Regions from separate parts of the Homo sapiens genome. Here region 1 is linked to region 2. A link is a loop called in an ENCODE intact Hi-C map of the cell type or tissue named here. Cell type or tissue: breast epithelium. All regions are shown on one strand. Links, peaks and the distances in the headings refer to the core of each region. The heading gives the core; the rest is flanking DNA.

The links. Peaks named below come from ENCODE experiments on the same cell type or tissue, not always from the same donor. Only the 100,000 strongest peaks of a DNase experiment are listed, where the experiment ranks them.
Region 1: it touches region 2 in a loop (24-fold over the local background); 3 of 110 quality-filtered maps call a loop at or near these places.

What each region holds. Positions count from the first base shown.
Region 1 is chr14:69,855,865-69,864,914 of GRCh38, reverse strand. No RefSeq gene overlaps it. Among named protein-coding and RNA genes, the nearest start is that of SMOC1, 19 kb to the left of the region's middle. In breast epithelium, for the core only: no CTCF peak of the experiment used is centred there; no DNase peak of the experiment used is centred there.
Region 2 is chr14:69,932,319-69,941,368 of GRCh38, reverse strand. The region is part of intron 1 of SMOC1 (SPARC related modular calcium binding 1); the gene reads right to left. Among named protein-coding and RNA genes, the nearest start is that of SNORD169, 41 kb to the left of the region's middle. In breast epithelium, for the core only: no CTCF peak of the experiment used is centred there; a DNase peak (open chromatin) is centred at 4,790.

The sequences.
Region 1 (9,050 bases), core at 720-8,719, 77 kb after region 2:
CTTTTTTCTGGAGACCTCCTGCATTCCTTGGCTTGCAGCCTCATCCTCCATCTTCAAAGCCAGCAACATAGCATGGTCCAATCTCTCTGTGACGCTGATCCTCTTGCCTCTCTCTTATAAGGCCCCTTATGATTACATTGGCACACCAGATAACCCAGGATAATCTCCCATCACAAGATTATTAATCTAATCACACATGAAAAGTCCCTTTTGCCATATAAGGTAGCATATTCACAGATTTCAGAGATTAAGATGTGGACATCTTTAGTGGGGATGTTATTAAGCCTGCTGCCTTCCTCCACACCTCATTCCTTTCTAGCTCCCTCCTGATCTTTCTCCTTTCACTGGAGTGTCACCAGCTCCTGGCCTTGCCCATCTCCACCAACATGCAATCCCTTTACCTGGAGGCTGTATTACTGTCACAGCCTCAGTGACTTCTTGTGCTTTGGTGATGCTCAAACTAATGCCTGCAGCCCATGCACCTCCCCAACTCTTCAATCCTATTCGTTTTATGGCCCTCTTTGGTTTCAGCTTGCATATCCAGAGAGTACAGGATCTCCTCACCCCCTCAGAGTCTCACCTCACCCCTATGCCTGGACCATCACCTACAGTGCCTCCAGACTCCTGCTCTTCCAGGCTCAGAAGCGCTCCCACCCCACCTCTTCCAAATCCTACCACTTTTCCTTGGATTTGCAGTTACCATGTTTGTGGTCCCGACTCTGCCACATGGTTTTCCCAAAGTCCAGTGGTTTCCTGGGGGAAAAAAATCATCAGATATTCTCTCCATTGTATCATTTTCCTGTTCAAAGATCTTTAATTATCTATAATTTTTATTTTTTCTAAATGTCCATACATTATATTTGCGATAAAGTGAGAAGTGTCACCTAAAAAATAGGAAGGAATGATCAAATCCAGTCTCCTCTGCCTTCCCACTGCACACTGAGCCTTTAAATTCCATACCCCTCATTCTCATGGCTCCCCATCAGGAAACCCCCATTCCAACTGACATATTGATTTATCCAACAATATGAGTGAGCACCTGCTCTGAGCAAGGCACACACCTTGCAGAATTCAGCATCCATCCTTCCTAGGTCATCTTCTCTCCTGCTCAACAAGGAAACTGACCTCCTTCTGCAGAGGTTAAGCATGATAATATAGCCAAATTGACAAACTGCTCCACAAAGAGGAGAAATAAATACAAATCTAGTAGGTTTTCCTAAGAGTCTTTTTAAAGCTACTACTAAACAGAAAGAGTAGCTCTTTAGTAGTAGCTTGAAAAAACTCGTAGGAAAATGAGTTTTTAACAGCTACTACTTATTGAGCACTTACTACATGCTAAACACTTTATAAATGTCTCCTTCCATCCTCATGACAACCATATTATCTCCTATATTATTGCCATACTTCAAATGAGGAAACTGAAGCTCAGAGAGGCTAAGAAACTTTCCTATGGTCCCACAAGCCCCAGTGGCAGAGTTGTTTTCCAACCTGAACACGTCTGACAGCAAGTCCACATTCTTTGCTGCCACCCTCTGTTAGAACAACTGGACAACCAGATTTTGGAGCTCATCCTGAGAATCAATGTAAAGGCCCAGCTAGCACCAGAGGCTGGAGCCAGGCCATTTCCATGGGATCATAGTTCAAAGTCAATGGTTCAATCTGAGGGCTCTGGCCTTGGGCAAAGTGGCACTCAGAAAGGAGCTGGAGTCTAAGAGGTAGGGCGATACCAACCGCAGCCTCCTTCTCTAGGTTGCACTTCATGGAGTCATGCCAGGCCTTGCACCCAGCCAAAGAGGCAGCATTGCCCTCAGCCAGGAGAACGCTCCACTAGCCACAAATGTACTGCAATTGCTGCTGTCTGCCCCTTGGCCTCAGCCCCTCTGCTCATCCTTCTAGCAACCCAGTGTTTCCTGCGGTCCATGCATCTGTGGCTGGATAATGCCTCTTAGATGGCCACATCTCTCTGGCCACTTAAACCTCAAACATGTTGAGATTAAAGTCCTTATCTTCTATCATCTAGCTTCTCTATCCTCCCACTCTCCAACAAGGTCAAAGTCCATACCCAAACCCACTTGCTAGGCCATTAAAATGACCAGATGATATCGGGGTGAAAGATTACAGAGAGGCCAAATTGAAAAGATTATTTTTCAATAACTAGGATGAAATGCAAATAAGGGGAAATTGTTATTGCTCTTTTCCCATGTGAGAGGTACAGTTTCAATAAGAACATGTAAAAACTCCTTTGACATATTTTGTTTCTAGGTTTGAGCCTTTACCAGATGTCTTGCACAATTAGACATGTGTCCAAAGACAGAAAAATTTCCATTTGGATGCTTGTATCAGAGGCAGGAAATATAACATAATAGTTAAGAGTCCTAGATTGGGAGTTAGACCTCGATTCAAATTCCACCTCTGTGACTTGCTGGCTGACCATAGACATGTGTCTCCACCTCTCTGAACCTCGGTTTTCAGTTTTCTCATTTGTGAAATAGTAATTACAATTAAACCTGCCTTCCTTGTTTACACCCATTGGGATGGCTATTATATTTTTTTAAGTGCTGGCAAGGATGTGGAGAAATTGGAACCCTGTGTGTAGCTGGTTGGAATGTAAAATGATACAGCTGCTATGGAAAACAGTATGGCAGTTCCTCAAAAAATTAAACATAGAATTACCATACGACCCAGCAATTCCACTGCTGGGTATATACTCGAAAGACCTGAAATCAGGGACTCAAGCAGATATTTATACACTAAATCTTCATAGCAGCCTTATTCACAATAGCCAGAAGATGAAAGCAATCCAAGTGTTCATTGATGGATGAATGGATAAACAAAATGTGGTGTCTACATACAAAGAATATGATTCAGCCTTTAAAAGGAAGAAGACTCTGACACATGCTACAACGTGAATGAACCTTGAAGACACAATGCTAGGTGAAATAAGACATATTTTAAAGGATAAATATTGTATAATTCCACTTAAATGAGGCATCTAGGTAGTCAAATTCATCACAGAAAATAGAATAGTGGTTGTCAGGGCCTGGAGGGAAAGGAGAATGGGTTTAATGGGTACAGAGTTTCAGTTTGGGAAGAAGAAAAAGTTCTGGAGACAGATTATGGTGATGGTAGTACAACAATGTGAATATACCAAACGCCAACGAACTATACACCTAAAAATGGTTAAAATGGTAAATTTTATGTTATGTTTATTTCACCACAGTTAAAAAAAAAAAAAAGTCTTCCTTCTAGTTTTGTTGTAAGTGTTAAGTGATTAACATCGGTAAAGCAACCAACAGTGCCTGGCACATGGGAAGCCAGGGAGTGACAAAACTGTAGACAAGGTATCACCACCACTGTTCTTAGTCCTCAGACACAGTGGCTGAATCTTGACCAACCCAGGGCTGACAAGTAAGATTGGACCAGGAGAAAAGGGAGAGCAGATGAGGAGAGCTATCCCAGACTGAGAAATGAAGGGATTATAACAAGACAGAAAGATGGAGTACAGGGCCCCAGGGAGACCTAAGTCCAGAAAGCACCCAGGAAGAAAAGAGGAGGGCCTAACGGAGATGAAGAGGGACCAAGATCTGCATGAAAAAGGGCCGGAGCACACCTGCCGGGTAAAACACAGGATACCTTGTTAAATCTGAATGTCAGATAAACAACAAAATGTTTAGTGCAAGTACACCCCAAATATTGCATAACTCTGCCTTATTGCATGGGTTATGCTAAGAATGTATTTATTGTTTATCTGAAATTCAAATTCAGCTAGGCATCCTGTATGTTTATTTGCTAAATCTGGTGATCCTAGGCCAGAGGCAGGGCTCATCCTTTGGGACTTTATACTAAGTCACTTTAGGATGATGCAGACTCTAGAATAACCTGGTATCTAAAAATCTGGTCAGGGCAGTGGCTGGGAGCAGGAATAGGACAGGATTCTTCACTTTGCAAATTTATTCTTTCACAGTTGGGGTCCCATACATAGCAAGTTCCCCTAACCATAATGTAGAAATTCATTTTTAAAACTCAAATTCGCAGTCTCCTCTTTGAAGGAGCCCACCTATCAAAGCTCAAGGCAGGACGGACCACATTCCCAAAAGCTATGGTTCTTCCGGCTTCCAAGAGCAGAAGAGGAGACTAATAGATATCATTTCCACTGCAGAGGGGTCTGGCTAATAAAAGCCAAATCCCTACCCTGCGCCAAGTGGGTCCAGTCTGTTCCCCAGGCCCTGCTGAACAGCCCAGCATCTCCAGCCCAGGGTTCTGCAGCCGTTTCAGAAAGGGCAGTCACAGATTCCTCGGAAAGCAGAGACCTAAAAAGGGCTTTGTCTATGTCAAACCAAACACAATTCTCCCGCCCCTGCCCTACACTGATTAAAAGCTGGAGTTGTTCGTTTTGTTTTGAGAAGTGCCAGGGTTTTATGCTCGACGTCCCCCTTCCCGCCTCACTATTTCCAGCTGTTGAGGCACATGAGTGAGAAGGACCACACACCAGCAGCCCAGCGGTGCACAGGCCTGGCGGAGATTAAACCCCAGGCGGCAAGGGAGGGCCCCCTTCTTGGGAATGGAGGGCCCAGGGAAACCCCGGTGCAGAAGAGTAGCTGAGCACGGAGAGGGGAGTTCAAGGAGAGAGCCACCCTGCGCCCCTGATCCCCATCCACCCAGAGGCCAGCATCTTGTCCATCCTACAGTCAGCCCAGCAAGCAGGTCAAAAACCAGGCTGCAGGGGGGAAGCAGCACACAATCTTGAATGCTGTGAAATGTGCCTTCCCCTTCTACTTTTTTAAAATCTAAACCAATGTATTGGCCACATAACAAATTTAATTTGCAGGGGAATTCTGAGGGGTAGTGGGGGTGACAGAAAGGAGGCATACATTGGGTTTTCCTCCCAGGCCTACCAGCTAAACCGGCGACCTTAGCCGATTTTGCTGAGCCTCTGCTGGGCCATCTGCCTTGCTTTCCAATCAGAGAGGCCACAGACCAAGATGGAAAAGGCAGAGACATGTGTGATTGGGTTCTTTCCCTTGTCCTACTTAGAACAATCTGCAGGGAGCACGTTTCTTTGCTGACTTTTCATTGCCTGTCTCACCCACACCAGAACGTCAGACTGGATACCCAGCAGCTGGCACAGAACCAGGCGTCGGCTCAGGGAGCCCTGAATACTGTCGATGAATGAGTTGAGCGTGGACCATGCGCGGGAGGGAGGGAGGAAGCGCTGCCTGGAACGAGGCTGTCCCTCCCACCGGAGCACACCTTTTCTGTCCCTGGAGACCCGTTTTCTCGGGGTCGGAAGGGGATACTTTTTAGTGCTTGGGGATCCTCAGTTTTTCTCTTACACCAAGTTTTGAAGCAAACTTGGGGGTTAATTGCATGGCATCGGGCCCCAGCTTCTTACTCTTCTCCTTTGCCTTTGGATCCACTGTCCTCATGCTGAGGGGAGCCTGGGGACTGCGGGAGTGTGGTTTCTGAGGCCACAGAAGGGGGCCTTCAAGGCACCCTCTTTCTGACCTCACCTGCCAAGCACCAAAGAATGGGGTTGTCAGGAGGTACAGATAATAAAAATAAGTCAGAAGGTGCATGAGGAGGAAGCCCGAGCTTCTGGTCATCCGGGCCCCAGCAGAGCGGGCCTAGGCCCAGCAGCATCACATCTGCACCTCTGTTCTGGGGAAGACTGGGAGGCTTTTCCACCCCCACCTCATGACTCCCCGTGCCTCCCCGCTCCTCTCTTCCTCCTCCACCCCGACCCCCACCTCCACCCCGGTGCTGTAATGAAAAGTTCATGTTCAAAGCTTTACATGAGATCTGATTTTCAACACTTTAATTGGATTAATAGAAGCAGGGAGCGGAGAGCACCACAGCCCTTCATCCTGGGATGCCCCTCCTCCCACCTGCCCCCTTCACCTCGGAGCTCAGCTCTCTCCTCTCCGCACTCCCTCGCTCAGCCTCTCCTCTTCGCACTCCCTGCTATTCTCCAGTCCATCTCTCCCCTCTCACCCTCCTGCCAGCAGCCTCCTCTCTGTTCCCAGCACTTTCTGAGCACTAGTAAAATCCTCTGTCTTCCCTAACTGAAGGAAGAGCAGGCTAACTACTGAAAATCCGGATGAATGGAATAGTTCTAAAGAAATTCTATTTTCGGCTGGGTGCGGTGGCTCATGCCTATAATCCCAGCACTTTGGGAGAACAAGGTGGGTGGATCACTTGAGATCAGGAGTTTGAGACCAGCCTAGCCAACATGGTAAAACCCCATCTCTATTAAAAATACAAAAATTACCTGAGTGTGGTGCTGCACACCTGTAGTCCCAGCTACTTAGGAGGCTGAGGCAGGAGAATCACTTGAACCGGGGAGGCAGAAGTTGCAGTGAGCCGAGATCGTGCCACTGCACTCCAGCCTGGTGACAGAGTGAGACTCCATCTCAAAAAAAAAAAAAAAAAAAGCAATTCTATTTTCTTAGGCCCTGGAAATACATACTACCTACTAAGAGAGGTAATGGATAACAGCACTGAAAGTCTTTAAAAGGTACAAATCAAGTATAATTTATATATTGGTTATTAGTGTGCAAGTGCTACCATTAAAGGCCTTCATTCTTGAGGTGACTAACATTTCTCAGACATAATCCTGGCCTTGACACTCCCGCTCCATTTTTTTTTACAGATATAGCTAAAATACACAGCTGGGGAATGACACCCTCAGAGCTGTTCCCATGATCCAAAGTCAATGCTTTGGGGCAGGGAGATGCTGTATCCTTAATAACAACAACAAAATCCCATATCACTAAAAGCTCTGGACAGGCAGTCACCTGAGTCCTGGTGCCTGCTCTGTGCCCCAAGGCTAATTCACATTGAGATCCTGGACACATGGCTTATTTCTCTATCCTCACTTACTTCATCTATACAATTAGAAGGTTACTCTTAATCAGTGGGCTCCAACTTTTTTTATTGTATGCCTCTAGCAGAAGAAGGTTTTGAGCATTCACCCCTACTGTATGTATAACTAGTTACAGTGAGCTACCTGGGTGCATATAATATACACAATGTCTAGAAAATTTAAAGGCTAAACTAAACACTGGCTGGGTGCAGTGGCTCACACCTGTAATCCTAGTACTTTGGGAGGCCAAGGTGGAAGGATCATTAGAGCCTAGGAGTTCCAGACCAGCCTGGGCTGTAACATAGCAAGATCCCATCTCAACAAATAATTTTTAAAATTAGCCAGATGCAGTGGTGCTTGCCTGTAGTCCCAAACACTCAGGAGGCTGAGGTGGGAAAATTGCTTGAGCCCTGGCAGGTGAGGCTGCAGTGAGCCGTGATCACGCCATTGCACTCCAGCCTGGGTGACAGAGCCAGAACTCATCTCAACAAATAAATAAATAAAAACAAAATAAACATGAAATAAATGATATTTTATGCTATTAATCATGGCAGTTTGAATTTATCACTCACTGATATTTAAAGGCAAAATATTTATGTAAAGCAAGACATCATTAATGATTGTTGCTGTAAATCCATATATCAGGCCAGGCACGGTAGCTCATGCCTGTAATCCCAGCACCTTGGGAGGCCAAGGTGGGCAGATCATTTGAGGTCAGGAGTTTGAGACCAGCCTGGCCAACATGGTGAAACCTGGTCTCTACTAAAAATACAAAAATTAGCTAGGTGTGGTGGTGCATGCCTTGTAGTCCCAGCTACTTGGTAGGCTGAGACAGGAGAATCGCTTGAATCCAGGAGGTGGAGGTTGCAGTAAGCTGAGATCGCACCATTGCACTCCAGCCTGGGCAACAGAGTGAGACTCCACCTCAAAAAATAAATAAATAAATAAATCCGTATGTCTAGATTTCAAAATCACTTCAACTTGCTTTAGTCGCTGATTTCTTGCCAGATCATTGTTGTACCTCACAATGCGGGAAAAAGAGAGTTCATATAAGAAATTGGAGGTGGTAACTCAGCCATCATCGTTGTTTTAATATTTTGCAGTTTTAATACTGTCTACAAAACAATTTTTTTGCTTTTAAAAGGAAATTTTTAGGCTGTCTATTTTGTGAGGCTAGGCATTCAACTAAACAATATACTAACAGGCACAAATATACTGTTGTAATACATCACAACACGCTCAAAGCGCAGGACAGAATGAGGGCAACCCGCCCCCACCCTTGATCCAGGGACTCCCACTCCTACATCTGCTGTGGTGCGTGCTGTCTGATGAATGGACTAAGTTGGAGAAGAAGAGCCACTCTGTGAGTAGATATTAATGAGCACTTTTGTTTCTTGTTTTTAGTAGATTACAAATAGAAATGGATTCTAACCATTCTTTTGCCACCATCCAGAGGATTGCCCTGAGGCCGCCCTTTAGTGACCAACGCTCTAGGATCCCTCATCAGTCATTCTTTGATTCTCCAATGTCTCTGTAGCTGGAATCTTTCTGGGCTCTTCACTTCACCTGCTGCTGGTCAGCACTGCCGACTTGTGAACTAAGCAAAGCCAATATAAGCAATGCCTTGCACTGAGGTATACAAACTGTGATGGGCTGTGCATCTGGGGTGAGCAGCACTTAGTGCCCTTGGACATAGATGGGCCCCAGACTCCAGCCTCACACAGTGGGCCAGAGCGTATAGAGATCTCTTTCTCCACTTCTCTCTCACTGCACAACCACTCTCCATCCTTAATTGGTCCCTCCCTTCTCCAAAGCATGTGTCCCCTTCCCTTTCCCTACCAGGAACCCTGTCTTTGCCCAGCCAACCCTTATTCTCCTGCCTGGAGAAAGAAGAAGAAAGTCTCCTATTGGTGTGCATAGGGGTGTTGACATAGCAGGGACCACATTGGACTTGGTCACAAAGCAACTACAGGACAAAGCCAGAATTTAAAGCTAAGGTCTAGATGATTCCAAATCTCATACTGTTTCCAACTTTCCAAAGGCAGGGAATAAGTATGGTTTGTATGTGTATCATGTGTTTGCATATGTGCACATAAACATACATATGGGCAGTCATACAACATCATTGAATACAGGTCACTGGAGTAGATAAACAACTGCAATAGGGTAAGGCTGACGGCCCCAGAAA
Region 2 (9,050 bases), core at 361-8,360:
GAGTGCTACACTAGGCATCTACATGCACGCTGCCTCCTCCTGAGAGGTGGTTACCCCAGGCTGAAAAGCAAATGCGCCAGGTGGAATCTGGACCAACTGGATGAAATAAAAGCACCAAGAACCAAATCCTATCACTGTCTTATGGAACAGGGTTGCTGCCCATGGAGAATATCAGTGGGCTTTGTCGCTGCCCTACAGGACTTCCACGAGGCTAGGTAGGGCAGGGCGGGATGCCAGAAGCATGCATCCTCGTGAGAAAGAAGGAGAAAGGAGGACAAGTGGAGATCAAAATACTTCTTTGCATGAGTGGAGTCCTACAACTTAAATGCCCTTTAGGTTTTAGTCCTCCTTGATCACCGACAGGGCATCAAACCTTTTACTCAGAGACGGAAGGCATTTATTTTTATTTTCTGCTTGTGCACACACACCCCTGCCCTGTCACTAAATACTAGGGAAGCAGAGGCTGGAGAAAGTCACATGCCCATTCCCTCTCCTCATCCCTCAAAGTCTGCCACCAGCACAAAAACTCCTCTCACTACAAATCAAATAAACAGAGAGCTCTCCAGGACCCAGGGATCCAGATATTTTTAATCCTCTCAGCCCACTAGCATTGAGGGAAAAAAAATAGAGATTAAGCTGATGGTATTAACAAGGAGCCACAAAATGGTCTTACACTTGGGGTGCATCCAAGAGATCATGGATTATAAGAGAGGACTTAGACTTGTGGGGGTGCAAAGGCAAAGAGGACAAAGAAGGAGTTTCTTCATGCCTGTTTGGTTCTAAGCGTCCTGCCCTTCCTCCCAATGACACACACATCTGATAGGAAGGGTTTGTTAAATTAGCACCATCGCTCCACCTGGCAGGAGCAATTTATTCAGCCAAGGGTAGTAACTCCTTATAAAGTTATCCTGAACACTCCTATGAGATCTGACCAGCAATATGCTCTAAGTTTTCATTGAGCATTACTAAGAACACAAATATCTAGCATGGCACTGAGCCTGCTGGCTTGTGGCAGTGAGCGCTGGATACTCCTGTGCCACCGGACCCTGGGCCACCATCCTCAGCTCATCATCACTGGTAGCTCTTTGCACCCAGTGATATGTGAGATGTGTTTTACCACTAGGGGACTGAGGGAGAAGTTCAGTGGGGAGTGGGGAAGATGGCTGGGGTTGGTCTCAATACAACTGGGTGCTGGGCAGTGACTGAACCCCTCTGGTTGGAAAGACAAGATCCCAAAACAGACAGAATTGTTTTCGCAAGAGACTTGTAGAGATTCTGGACAAAGTGGGAGATGCAGAAGCTGAAAGTGGCATCCAAAAGATTCAAGTTCCCCTTGAGAGATTCTGGGCACTCACAGAGCTAGATGGCAAAGAGAAACAGAAATGAGGTGGGTCCTTCTTCCCACCTCTGCATGAAGCCCATCCCTGCTCTGGCACCTGAATCGACAGCTTTGGCAGCAGTGGGAGATAGTCCCACTCACCTGGACCTGGCTTTCACCATGGGCACAGCCAGCACTAAGCATCCTTTGGGCAAAGAGGAAATTATAACTTATTTGTGCAAGTATCCAAGGCACACCAAAGTGGGGACTAAGGGGAGTTACTGTTTGAGCAGATGAGGGTCTTAGAGTCATTGTAATTTAGGAGTAAATGTGAATGTGGCACTATTGTATAATCACAGACAGAAGAGAAATGGAAATACCAGTTATCAAAAAGTTATCAGAATAGAAGCTAAGGGGAGACTGGGTCCCTTTAGCAGACTGTGGGATTCCAACAGGCAGCCCCAAACTTAGAGAGAACTTGCAAAAGCCAGTAAGATCCAGAGATTGGTTTTCCATAAAGATGACACTGGAACTGGCTGTGAGACAAAATGTCTTAGTGACATGGTTTGGCTATTTCCCCACCCAAATCTCATCTTGACTTGTAGCTCCCATAATCCCCACATGTGGTAGGAGGGACCCGATGGGAAGTAATTGAATCATGGGGGTGGTTTTTTCCCATGCTGTTCTCATGATAGTGAATAAATCTCACAAGATATGATGGTTTTATAAAGGGCAGTTCCCTGCACACGCTCTCTTGCCTGCTGCCATGTAAGATATGCCTTTGTTCTTCCTTTGCCTTCCACCATGATTATGAGGCTTCCCCAGCCCTGCTGAATGTGAGTCTATTAAACCTCTTTCCTTTATAAATGACCCAGTCTTGGGTATGTCTTTATTAGCAGCGTGAGAACAGACTAATACACTCAGTAACTCACAATGTGGCTGAAATGAAGCTAACCTGGCCCAGAGTCCGACGGAGAGTTTGAAAGGGGTGGGAGTTGGATAGTGCTTTAAATAAAAGGGCTGATCAGCTGAACCTGTTCATGAGCTGAGGCATGTGTGCTTCCATCAGATGAACACAGCGACATGCGTGCACACACCCTCACACTGAGAAGAGCCCTTAGGAAGTCATCGTTTGGAGGGCACAATCACTGGCTCTTGTTCAAGAGTCTAGGACCAAGAATGTGGAAGAAGAAAGCTGCCAGCTAAGTTACTTGCAAAAACAATAGCACTGGAAGTCTTTGTTTTCCTCCCCTCTGGATCTGCTCTGCATCACCAGACATAAGACCTCCGATATCACAGTATGTTCCCCAAAGGAGGTGAATGGAGACCTTATCAGTGTCCTATAAGAGACCCTCACGCCACCGACAGAAGTCATGGACACTGCTTGTCCCTCCTTCAATGAGCCAAATGGGCCAGGTGAGCCCCACCCAGTGTGCTTCCTGCTCCATCCCCAATACAGCAGCAGCCCAACAACATCTTAAGGGGTAAGAAGCCCAAAAGCCACTCTCCAGGCCTGAGCCACTGAACCTGCAAGACAGACTCTCCTCTTGCTGGGTCTCCTTTCTCATCCTGCTGCAGAGCTGCCGTTAGCCCTCACGACGCCACTACACGGGATTCTTGGTGTTGCTGCTATTCGTTTTCTAACCTTAGAAAATATTTATCCACTCGCATATTGTGCTTTTACCACCGACTGTTCCCCTTATCAATACAAAAGGGCCCAAAACAGCCTCAACATAGCCCACCCACGATAAAAGACTGCCACACAAATTCTAAACATAGCAGGAAGAAGAGGCAGAGTACTATACTCTCCCAGCCCCTGGAGAGTATGTCATGGCTCTGTAATAACAAAATGGAGAACTGGTATATTTCAGTGTCATAGGATTATCATGAAGGAAAATGTCATTTAAGTGCCTGTTTAATTTGGGTGAAATCCTATGGCATACACACAGGCTCATCTTCATTTCCACTTACACAGTGGAGAGATTTACACTGACAAGGGAGATAACAGAGGAAGAAATGCTTTATCCACAGCACTTGAGGAAATCCACTCCCTTACAGCACTAAGCCCTGGGAATGAAGCTGAGCAAGTGCAGGCTAAAACAAACAGAAGAGGAAATCCCAGTCTTGCTATATCATCGAATTCTGTTGGGGCTGTGTGTGTTTAACTCGTGTGCTTCCTTTCATTGCTATTTCCACTGTCATTTGAGATCCTGCTGTACTGATTGATGCCTGGCTTCAGATCACCAAACACAAAAGCACATACATGCACACATGTGAGCATGCATGTGTGCATACCCTCAAACACACACACAAAATGCTTTCGAAGTCACAGGCAAAAGGGGAGAAGAAATAGCTTGGCCCGTGTGGGACTGGCGGTGGCGCTGGTGCTGTCAGACCATCTCAAGCTGAAAATCCCCACTGCGTCGCTCAGACAAGGATTGATGACCGCTGCCCAGGCCCCAGGCTCACGTCTGACTTCGCACAACTGTGAGGCTGTTCTGAGCAGGAGAGAAATCCTGTTGACCCAAACTGGGCCAAGGAAAAGTAAATAAAACCATGTCAAATTCTACAGGCAGGAACGGGAGATCAGTGGAAAACCAAAGCAAACCCACTCCTGAGGGAGAGAAAGAATGGTTCTTCCATGTACTAACCCTTTCAGTTCCAGGGCAGAGCAAAGATCTTTCTTTTAAGGATAAAAACCTGTATTTGACTACGAGGATCTTTTTCTATTAGTCCAGACATTTATAACCCTTAAGGTCAGATTTCCCTCAAACATGGGATTAGGCAAACTGATTGAGAGACCCTTGCTTTTGCACTTAGCAGATCCCATCTGTTAAGCAGTCCTGTAGAAACAAGATAGCAAGGGGTGGGTGGATCTACTCCCAGAGAGAATGCAGGGCACACCAAGCAAAGCCTGCACACTCTCAAAGAACGGGAACTCCACAGGCTTTTCTGATGCGAAGGATAACACCCAAAAGACTCGGTACTAAAGACTTTTCACCCAGCCTTCAATGCAGTTCTCAAGACTTTTTATTGACCGGGGAAATGCTCACAATATAAAATTAACTAAAACCAAAGCAGAATATCAAACATGTATATAAATATACATACATATAATACATACTTATGTGTGTATATATGTAAGTAATCTTCCTCCCACTCCAGACAGAAAAAGAGAAAGACAAAAGATAGGAAATATACCAAAATGTTAATAGTGACTGTCTCTGAATGGTAGGAACACAGATGGGTTATAGATGGGTTTGGCTTTTTTCTTGGCACTTTTCTTTAGTTCTAAGTTTCCTAAAAAACACCTGTTTTAAAGGGATGAGAGTGAGGCACACACAGAATCCAAACAGATTGACCCAGACCTGCCTTTAGCCAAGTTGCACCCAAAGTTCTACACCAAATTCTGCTGTCACCTCAAAAGCATCCAACGCTGGCCGGCAATGGCCCACACAAGGCCAGGGACTGAGCGAAGCTTGCCCAGACTCGCAGTGGGAGGGGAAGGAGGAAGGATGCCTTCTCGGCTTCTTGATCTCTGGAAGTCGGATGGGGTTACTTGTTCCTCTGTGTCACACCTACGGTTCTCAGTTCAGCACAGAACAACTCAGTGTCCTTTCTCAACAGTGTCATTAGCATTACAGGCCCAGATGCCCTCTCGGGCAGCGTCTACCCAGGCAACTGCATCCTCACCACGTAGTCTCCCTCTTCAGCTCAGATGACACAGACAGGCAGTCTTCAGCCTTCCCTATGATGCAGCTCTGAATCTCACCAGTTGGGATGAACTCTAATGTCCCAAGCCAAAGTGGTGCTGTGATAGGGGCTGCCAGCGGCACTCAGCAGCCTCTCTAGGGCACACATGTAACCTGTATGGGCCCTTAGACTAGAAGGTGACAAACGGTGGTGATATGTCGTCAACTGGGAGAATGGGGGAGAAATGAAAATCACAGGGCCAAAAATAAGACCTTGCAAGACATGCAGCTCTAGCTTCAGGTAGGGGAGGGATGTGGAGGGACATTGGCTCTCCCATCATTGCTGAAAGATGCCCTTAGGACAAAACTCCCCTGGCATTCGTTTCCTTGCAAAACAATTCAAAACCTGAAGGTAGTTTCATACACTAGCTCCACAACTTGCCACATTCATTCATTCCATAAAATTTACTAACCCCCTTCTAAGGTCAGCCACTGTGCTAGGCACAGGATCTGCAGGGAGGGGCACACTGCCATAGTTCCTGCCCCTCATGGTCCTGTGGACGCAATCCTCACTGTTCCTATTTCACATCCTTCTAGGGCCTTAGTACCCTTGAGCTGCGGAGTCAGGTCCCAGGCACAGACTTCAGAGTGGGGATACACCAAAGCACAACCACCCCCGTGCTGCCACCCACATGTAGCAAGCTCCTTGGAGGAGGTTCTTCTTGGTCTGGGTCACAACACAGGTGTCTCTTTAAAAGGCAATTCCGTTCCTGACCTGATCCAGAAAAACACATCAACTCTAAAGAGACCCCAGCAAACTAGCTGGAAGAGGGGCTCGGGAGGCCACAGGCCAACTTCTGAAGTTGCTCAAGCTAATCAGAGTACTTAGGCTAGGTTAAAATACAGGGCTGACTGCCTTCTGATCGGCCTCCAAAAAGATAGGGCTAAGGATGACTTGTGCTGGAGTGTTTGGTCTTGTATAAGAAACTATTTCTTCTAGGGAAAGCAGAAAAAGACAATTTTCAATTTTCTCCTTTTTACCTCGATAAGGTATATCTCCCCAACTTTTGGTGCATTTAAAAGCATCTCTGAAGGAGACACTTAAAATAGAGGTTGCTTTACCTTAAACAGATTCCCCATGCCAGATCTAAATCTATTTGGGGTCCCTGTCTCCACCAGAAAACTGCCTTAAAAATTATATTTTAGTACAGAAGTTCCAAGAAAGAAGACTACATTTATCTAAAACCTAGACTATAAAGCACCCAATTGCACTGCTGAAATTTTACAGCATTCTAAGAGGGAATTAGAGAGGAAGAAGTCATAGTAGAATAGAAATAAGTTTCCAGGGGATTCTCATTTATTGTATGCCTTCTATGTGCCAGGGGCAGGGCTAAGAATTTTAAATAAATTATTTTAATTGATCCTGACAACCACCCAAGAGGTAATCTTCTGCATCCCACTTTGCAGATGGAAAAACTGAGACTCAGAAAAGTTGAGCAATTGATCAAGGCCATATAATCAGAATTCAAACCCAGACCTATGGCTCCATTATATGTCAGCCAACAAGGACCAAGGAACTGTGTGAAGATCCAAAGGAGCTAAACCCTCAATCCAGCCTTGGACTACGTAAAGGCTCAGCAAATGATGTTTTTGCATAATTTAGTAAAGAAGATGTAGGTTTCTAAGATCCTACCACCACATTCTTACCTCCTCCCATCTATTCCCTTAAAAAGGAGAGGAGTAGGACTAAACAAAGATGCTGAGTCCTTCAAAGGCCATAACACCTGGACCTCAGCAGCAATTTTTCTAGGACCCAACACTTCTCCCCTGTGGTTCAGTCCCACCCCATCCTTCCTGCCCCATCTGGCTAGATTGGAGATTGCTCTGTCTCTCTCCTGGGGAGCTGCTCTCTAACATAGCAGGACGAAAATATGAGGGACAAAATTCAGAATCAATGCCATTCTATTTCTGATGTGGGGGAAGGGGCTGTCCTCATGTATGCCTCGGTGGATGGAGATGGATGCCAGACTAACTCAGTGTCAAAGCCCTGGGCCAATGACAATACCCCAGTCGTCAATCAGGTGTGATGCTTCTAACAGAAACGAGATGTGAGCCTTCAACGGGACACAGCAAAGAAAGGGGTGCTGCTTGGGAAGGTCCTCTGTACTGGGCAGAAAATGCAAGGCAGGCGGTAAAAACATGGACTTTCAGTGAGACACACCTGGGATCCAGTCCTTGGTCCTTGGACCTTGATCAAGATACATACCTCTATGAGCCTCAGTTTCCTCATCTGTTAAGGCAGGGAAATATGGCAGTTACAGTATCGAAGATGTTCTGAGAATAAAGGAGTGGGTTGGCACATAAAAACTGTTTGAAAAATCTTAGATGTTACTACATTAATACTTCTATTATTGACTAAATCAGTTTTTTAAACTGCATCCCATGGTTTCAACATACTTTCACTGAAGTTAGCAAGGATTCTAGATATTGGTTTGCAAACAAAGTCAAAGTTCGTATATTTTGTGAAATAGCCAATTTTCTGGCCAGGCGCGATGGCTCATGCCTGTAATTCCAGCACTATGGGAGGCTGAGACAGGCAGATCACTTGAGGTCAGGAGTTCAAGACCAACCTGGCCAACATGGGGACACCCTGTCTCTACTAAAAATACAAAAATAAGCCAGGCGTGGTGGTGTGCACCTGTAGTCCCAGCTGAGACATGAGAATCGCTTGAACCCAGGAGGCGCAGGTTGCAGTGAGCCGAGATCACACCATTGTACCCCAGCCTGGGCAACAGAGAAGGAATCTGTCTAAAAAAAACAAAAACAAAAAAATGTCTTTTACATTTGTGTGAGCTCATTTCTTTCTAATTTTGTATTACAGTGATTTTTAACACACAGCTGTATAAAGAACCATGACAAAAAGAGGTGGAAGATATTTCGAGTTTTAAATTCAGAAACAGTACATGTGTTAACTAACCGTAGTGAAAAAAAAAGTCTTTCATTTTTCAGAAACAGCCATAATGAATTTTTAAAAATAATGAACATTTTAAATGGGAGAACGATGTTATTACAAGCCTACAACTGCCATCCTGTTTCTGAAAATAAATAAAATACTAGTACACTAAACATCTACTTTTTGTTTAGACCTTTCCCAGAAGGGCCACTGGGTTGAAGTAAAAGAGTAAGATAAAAACTATATCGTAAAGATGTATTTTGTAAGAAAACTTTACCCTTTTTCACCTGCGCTTGCTATGGGTGAAACGGATCAGAGAATCGATCCGTTTAAACTTTTGCTCTGCACCCCATAATGTATGTCACCCTAAGTATACTCATCATTAAAACTCTCTCAGTGGTCTGGCCTCTGAGGATGCAGTCTGATTTGGTGTAAGAAGAGTTCCATGTCTTCAAGAAATTTTAAAACTACTGCCCTAGGTTGGTGTAGTCTTGCACAGCTTCCGTCAGAATTGCTCAGAATGTCTCATCGGCTTACAGAAGGTGACAGAAGAACTGCTGCCAGCGTCCCCAAAATACTTCCAGCCCTGCCAGAGCTGCCTTTGCTCTGCACCCCCCGCCCACTCCATCACAGCTCCTGTAAGTGGTCACCAGGAAAAAGCCGCACTGCCCTGCCAGTGTCTCTCCATCTTCCGGCACAGGGGCTCCCAAAGCACAGGGGTCGGTCCCCAGGACCACAAAGCCGCCTTTGAATGAATAGAGCAGAGGCCGGCTGTGATATCAGAACAAAGACTGAATGTGCCTAATCCGGCCTTTGAGAGCCGGAGGAGAGGGCTGCACCTGTATGAACAATGCTGCATCTGAAGCCCAAATGGCACCGAAAGGTTCCTCCAGCTCCCACTGCCCCCATTCCTCCTGATGCCTTTGTGGCGGCTTTGTTCCTCACTTCTACCACTCCTTTCACTCAGCACACCCCCAGCCCCAGGGACAGGAGGAGGCATGTGGGGCTGAGGGTGGCGTGGTAGTAAAGTCCCGGAAGGCCCCAGCGCAGCAGAGGAAGCTCATCACCTGTAACATAGTCGTGCATT